Linked DNA regions of Homo sapiens: region 2 is linked to region 1. The links are chromatin contacts, found by Hi-C in ENCODE. All regions are on one chromosome and are shown on one strand. The core of a region is the stretch at or near the end of the contact, and the rest is flanking DNA. Distances in the headings are between cores, read along the strand shown. Region 1 holds the start of PRDM13 (PR/SET domain 13). Region 2 holds the start of GRIK2 (glutamate ionotropic receptor kainate type subunit 2).

Evidence for each region. Hi-C counts contacts between places; a loop is a spot of excess contacts on that map. Pooled maps may share reads with other maps.
Region 2: a map with no recorded cell type shows a loop between it and region 1 (11-fold over the local background). The contact joins the promoter of GRIK2 here to the promoter of PRDM13 in region 1. A Hi-C loop is called at or near these places in 1 of 168 maps with a recorded cell type or tissue (naive thymus-derived CD4-positive, alpha-beta T cell), 12 of 37 single-sample maps with no recorded cell type and 10 of 50 pooled maps.

Annotation. Positions count from the first base shown.
Region 1 is chr6:99,605,583-99,608,529 of GRCh38, reverse strand. PRDM13 (PR/SET domain 13) reads right to left here and starts at 1,697. Exons shown (of 4, transcript NM_021620.4): 1 at 1,352-1,697. The coding sequence starts at 1,495.
Region 2 is chr6:101,392,407-101,395,115 of GRCh38, reverse strand. It overlaps GRIK2 (glutamate ionotropic receptor kainate type subunit 2), which reads right to left and starts at 1,408. Exons shown (of 17, transcript NM_021956.5): 1 at 1,279-1,408.

The sequences.
Region 1 (2,947 bases), core at 448-2,947:
ACTTCCCTGCGCCCCACCTTGACGACACGGGGAGGGGAGAGGGGTGTTGAGAGCATCCTCCCTGAGTGCTTAGGCACATCTTGTACCAAGTTGTCCCCTACCCCAGCTCTCCCATTTGCAGTTCTGAGAGCAGCCGTAACACCACGGTAGAGACATTTCTAGGTCAGTCCCAGGGCCCAGAGCGTACCCCCGACAAACAAACAAAAAAATTATCTCATGCCTCCTGTATTCTGTGTGCATCGCACCTAGTTGCCTGTGAGCCCTGCAGCTAAAGTCTCGGAACAAAGCCCAAGCGGGGAAAAGCTTGCCCGCAGCTGGCAGGCCATTTAAAAGCAATTAAAACGCGTTTAAAGAGGAATGCGCGGTGGGCACCAAACCCCGCTTTAGACTGTAGTGGGGGGCGTGATTGCAGGAGGAGCGAGGTGCAAGTCCCGCTGGCTGGACACCGGAGCTTTTTACTAGAAAGCTCCAAGCAAGGCAAGCTAAAGCCAAGGAAGCCAAAGTCCTTTCTTCTACCCCAGACTTCTGCCTTCATTTCCCGGTCGCTGTTTGCCGACCTTTGGCTCCTGGGACGCCCCCAAAGCGGGCGAGTGCTATAAGTCTCTCTGGTCAGGGGTCGCGACGGTGTGTGGAGTGTGGGAGTCAAAGCTAGTGGTTTGGCCCTGGCGCCTCCCGGTTGGGCCTCTGGACTCTCAGAGCCCCGCTGCAGACGCTCTGACCCTGTGCCCCGCGCGAATGGGCGCGCCTCGCCCTTGGAGCCCGCGTCAGAGCCAGTACCTTGCTCATCCTCTCTCCATATGCCGCATACCCACAAGCCGACATCGGCAAGGGAAAAAAAAATATCTGAGGAGGTTCTAGGAACTGAGAGCCTCCCAAAGATTTTTTTTTTCAGGAAAAAAAATTACTTTAAGGCGAAATTAGGCCTCAAATTAACATATTGAAGGGCAGAAGGGAAGAAAGGGTCTCGATGCCCTGAGCCCCCAGAAAGAGGGTGCTTTTGCAGAGAGAGCTGCGGACAGCGTGCGGGGGTGGGCTTCTGGCTTCTGACTGAGGAGACCCGAGAGCGCAGGGGAAAACACAAGCTGCGAATGGTCCCGGCACCTACAGCGCTCAGTGCACCCCACCCAGGGCTGTCGCCTCTCGGCCACATCCTCTCCTCTCAGCCCGACCCCGTCCAGCTCTCACAGTTAAAGAGGCTACTTGCTCAGAATAATAGGAGTCCCCTTCCACCCGGCAGAATTAGCAGGTAACGACTCAATCACTCCCTTCCTCCACTTTCTCTCGTACCCCTTTCCCGGGTCAGGGCACTGAGAGGCGAATGGCAGTGGGCAGAGGTCTGAATGGTCAATACCTTTTTCTTAGGCCCGGGCTCCCTGCGGTCTGACAGGTACTTGCCCAGCTTGAAGGTACCAGGCACCGGTCCGAGGCGCAAGCCGGCCGGGATGCAGCAGTCGGCACTCACGCTGGTGGCTGGCGCTCTGGCGGCTCCGTGCATTGTTGCCGCCGCCACCAGGCAGGCGCTCGGGTGCTCCAGGTCCTTGGAAGGGCGCGAGTGACAGAGCTGGAGCTGCGCGCTAGCCAGAGAGCCGCGCCCCGACGTGCGTCCTCCGCCCGCGGAGTGACGCGGGCGGGCATGCACTGCGCCTTTTCAATCGGGGCGGGAGCCTTTTGGCACCGCTAGCGCAAGGGCGCGGAGTTTGGTGAGAGAGTTGCGCTGCGAAGCAGCTGCAGAGTCCCACCCGAGAGGGTCACATGGAGTGGTTCCCTCAGCCCCCTGCATAATCGAGGCCGCTGAATGGCTAGCACACAATGGTCCAGGCGACCTTCCCATTCCTAAAAATCCAATTTGTCAAGGGCGAAGAAAAGGCACTGGTGAATCAAAGGTCCGGCGGGACCATTAATCCTCAGCATGGGGTATTGTCCTCCAGACAGTTACGATATTTTAAGTGACAAATCCACTGTATAATTTCTCCATAAATTTTACTTCCTTTTATTGTTCCCCGACAAACCAGTTTTGGGAAATAAGTGACTACTTTAAGTCTACTTGGCTGATTCCTTTGAGCCTTGATCTACTTCAAAGATTTTTAATTCTCTCCCCTTGGCTTTATTGTAAAGGAGATTAAACAAAGAGATGGAGACTGTTTGGAGGACTTGTTAACTACTATTGATTTCTGGCGTGTGCCATACAGAAATTAGGCAGGTACTTGATGGGAAAACACCAGAAAATACCTACACTTTTTAAATAACAACCATATTACCATTTCAGGGGATTGGGTTCAGGCCAGTCGTCTATTCAGAACCGCTTTAATTCTCACTTCTGTCCCATTTCGTCCGAAAATATGATGAAGCCTCCAGACCAAGTTGAGAAGGGGAGGTCAACTGCTCATCACTTTTCTCGGGCACACCCCGGGCCTGCACTTTCTCTGGAGAATGGGAAACAGCCCCAGAACCAACAGTTTCGAATGGGGATCCTGCGCCCCGGTCCGCAGCCCAGGGTTGAAGAGGAAGAAGTTCTACCAGTGGGTTATTGATCACGTCCCCTAGAAGATGTCCTTGGACTAACTTCCCTAAAACCAGCAACCTGGACTTTTCTATTAAAAAAAAAACAGTAAACAAAAACGAAAATCACCGCAATCTGTTAAAGGTTGTAGAGAAGAGGGGCGAGGTGGGCGTTTGGGACAACTCTTTCTTACACCTACTTTGTGAACTAACAAGACGTTGTACTTCAGAGTTAAACCGGAGAGCTACCCGTTTTCTTTTAGGGAAGCCTCCAATTGGCGTGAGAACATTTATTTTCATAAATAGTAGCCAAGTAATCAAGTTCATCAGATATTTGTGATTTCTGCCGGCACCTGCCGCGTGCTGCTAGTTCTGAGCACAGCTCCCCAAATCCTATGCAGCCAGCACCGGAGCCCGATGCAGTTCTTCCAAGAGAGGCCTGAGTGGT
Region 2 (2,709 bases), core at 159-2,658, 1.8 Mb before region 1:
TGGTATCCCTTATGATTCTGAACACATTATCAGCTGTTCCAGCAACATTCTGCTGCATTGATGATTAATGACATTTAGAGTTTTGATTAATTTTTAGACACTAAAATAAGTGTATCTTAATTAACAAATTGAAGTGGAATAAATTTACATATCCCAGAACTTTTTTTTTTAAATTTCAGCCTGTGTGATTTTCAATGGGTTTAAATAGGAGAAAACAAACAGATAAGACTTCCAAACATTGCTCAATTCTCTATCACCTTGCTCTTGTGCATTTCAATTTTTTGTTGTTTGTTTGACTCAAAAGTTTTTAAGGCCACTGGAAGTTGATAGGCTGCCTTGGTGGTTACAGGAATAGACTCTATAAAGTTAGAAAGTAATGAACTAAGACAAATCAAGATTGAAATACAATTGCATTTATTTCAGTAACTAAACTGACTAATTAAGACTCAAATGAACCAATCATCTCTCGTGAAATGAAAATAATCATCAATCCATAAGATAATTTCTGATGACAGAATACTTACAGTATGGAGATGAATAAACGATAGAAGATAATCTGTGCATTACCAAAAGGCTACTAATAGTAAGTTTTCTAATATTCCCCATTGCCTAAATTGGAAATTATTCTCTAAGGAGCCTCAGCTCGGTCGTGTTGTTTGGTAAAGAAACTCTATCTCCTTAAAGGTAAAAATATCAGAGGATGTGGTTCGTTAAAAGTTCTTGAGGTTTATGATCCACCCTGGTAACACTGCCCACTCCTTACCCTAATGGGACGCCCTCCAAGTTTTTTCAGAAGCTCTTAATACGGGTGCCGGTTAAAATAAATATACTTCCTCAGCGCAGAACTAAGGAGTAGGGTTAATGGAAGGATGGGTGGGCAGAAGGAGGGATGGGGAGTTCGTCAGACCCGCCGGCAGCCACACAGCTTCTTGCCATCTGTCTCATTCTCTTCGCCTCGCGTGAGTCCCCGTAGCTGAGGCCACTTCCTGACACGTCCACTTCTTAAATCATTTTATGTGGAGAACATAGGCGACTGCAGCCAACAGAGCCACTTGCATGCTTGACGGGAATTGGCTGAGATAAGCCCGACAAAGACTCGCAGTGAATCCGTCCAGCGGGCGCCCCGAGCGCACGGACGTCCGCAGCGCTACTGTTCGCCTTCTTCCTTCTCTCCAGGTGGAAAATGCCCCTCGCCCACCCGCAGTCCCTCCCGTCCTCTTGAAAACAAACACCTCGTGAAGGAGCCCGGAGTGCAGCCCACAGCCGGGGAGTCCTTACCTGGAGCTAGGGGTGAGGTGGGCGGGGAGGGGGTGGGGTGGTCCTCGGGGAGGAGCAGCCGGAGGAGGTCGGGCGGAAAAGTCCCCAGCTACCAGACCGACCAGCGCAGCCGCCGGCGCCGAGCGCGAGTGACGGCAGCGGCGAAGACGGTGACCGAGGAGCAGCAGCGGCGGCGGCGGCGGCAGAGACAGACACGCCTCCTGGCGGGGGTTCCTCGCCTCTTGCTTTAAAGGCGCCGCGCTCCTTTCCCCGTGGCCCCTGCACGCTCCTGGCCGCCGCGGCCACTCGGGGGCATCTCCCACCCCTGGACCACAGGAGCTAGAGCGAGAGAATTCCTGGTGTCCCTAGACTTGGATGTTACGAAGCCTCCGGCTGGACTTCGCTCCCTTAGCGCACACCCGCCTCCTGGGATGGGGAGACTAAGGCCAAGATGCTCTGTCAGGGAGTGAGTGATGCATGCAAAGCGCCGAGGAATTTGCCTAGCCTTGGGTGGTGACAACACATATAAGGAGCCCAAACACATTTGCTTCTGGGTGATGGCTTTTATGCCTCTCCGAAACCATAGCAACGAAACTTCTCCACTGCCAGGGCTTGGAGGGCTGCTGGTAGTCTCCAAAGTGGACCTCTTAGTCCAACTACGGTCATTTCCCTGAGGTTCGCAAAAAAAGATCTTGATCTGCGCACCCTCCCACCCCGACCTCCAGCGCATAGAGCAAATGCGCTCTGGTAGCGCTGCTGCGGGTATTCCCTCAGATGCTGGGAGTCACAGTGCCCTGCTCCCTGCCACCATTATTGAGAACAGATGCTTGGAAATTGACTTTTCCTGAGTGTTAGGAGGTCGGGCGGGCTGTCTCTGTGTATGTATGGCGCCTTAAATAGCAGACTCCCCTCTCCCCACCAAACTCCCGCCCAGGCCCCGGAACTCTCAACCTAAACACATTTCAGAAAGAAGTTGGATTCGAGATCTAGTGGGCGCCGAACCTGAGGTCGCAGACTCCAAGATTGGAGACAGGAGTCTGGGAAGCAGCCCTGGTTTGGCGGCCACTGGTCCAAGTTCTCGGGAGGACTCTTTTAAAGGCCAGAGATGGGGAGGGGCAACTGAGTCCCAGAGTCTTCCCGCAGCTTGGCTTCCAGGGAGGGGCTGGCGGCGGTGAGCGCACCAGGCTCTCCCTGCTTCACTGTGGAAACGATTAGCTTTTGCAAACAATCCCTGAGTTCCGCTCCTCTGGGTCGGAAAAGTCAACATCTATTCAAAACCGTTGCTATTTTATCCTCAGCCCTACAATATTAACTGGAGCTGAGTTTAGCAGTTTCCCCCAGAGGAAGTTGGCCAGCTCAGATTCGCGAGGAGATTTAAGTGAGGCTAAGCGGGAACAGGCCAGGCGCACTGGGCTCAAGAGACCATTTCAAACGGGCTGCATAAAGAAGGGG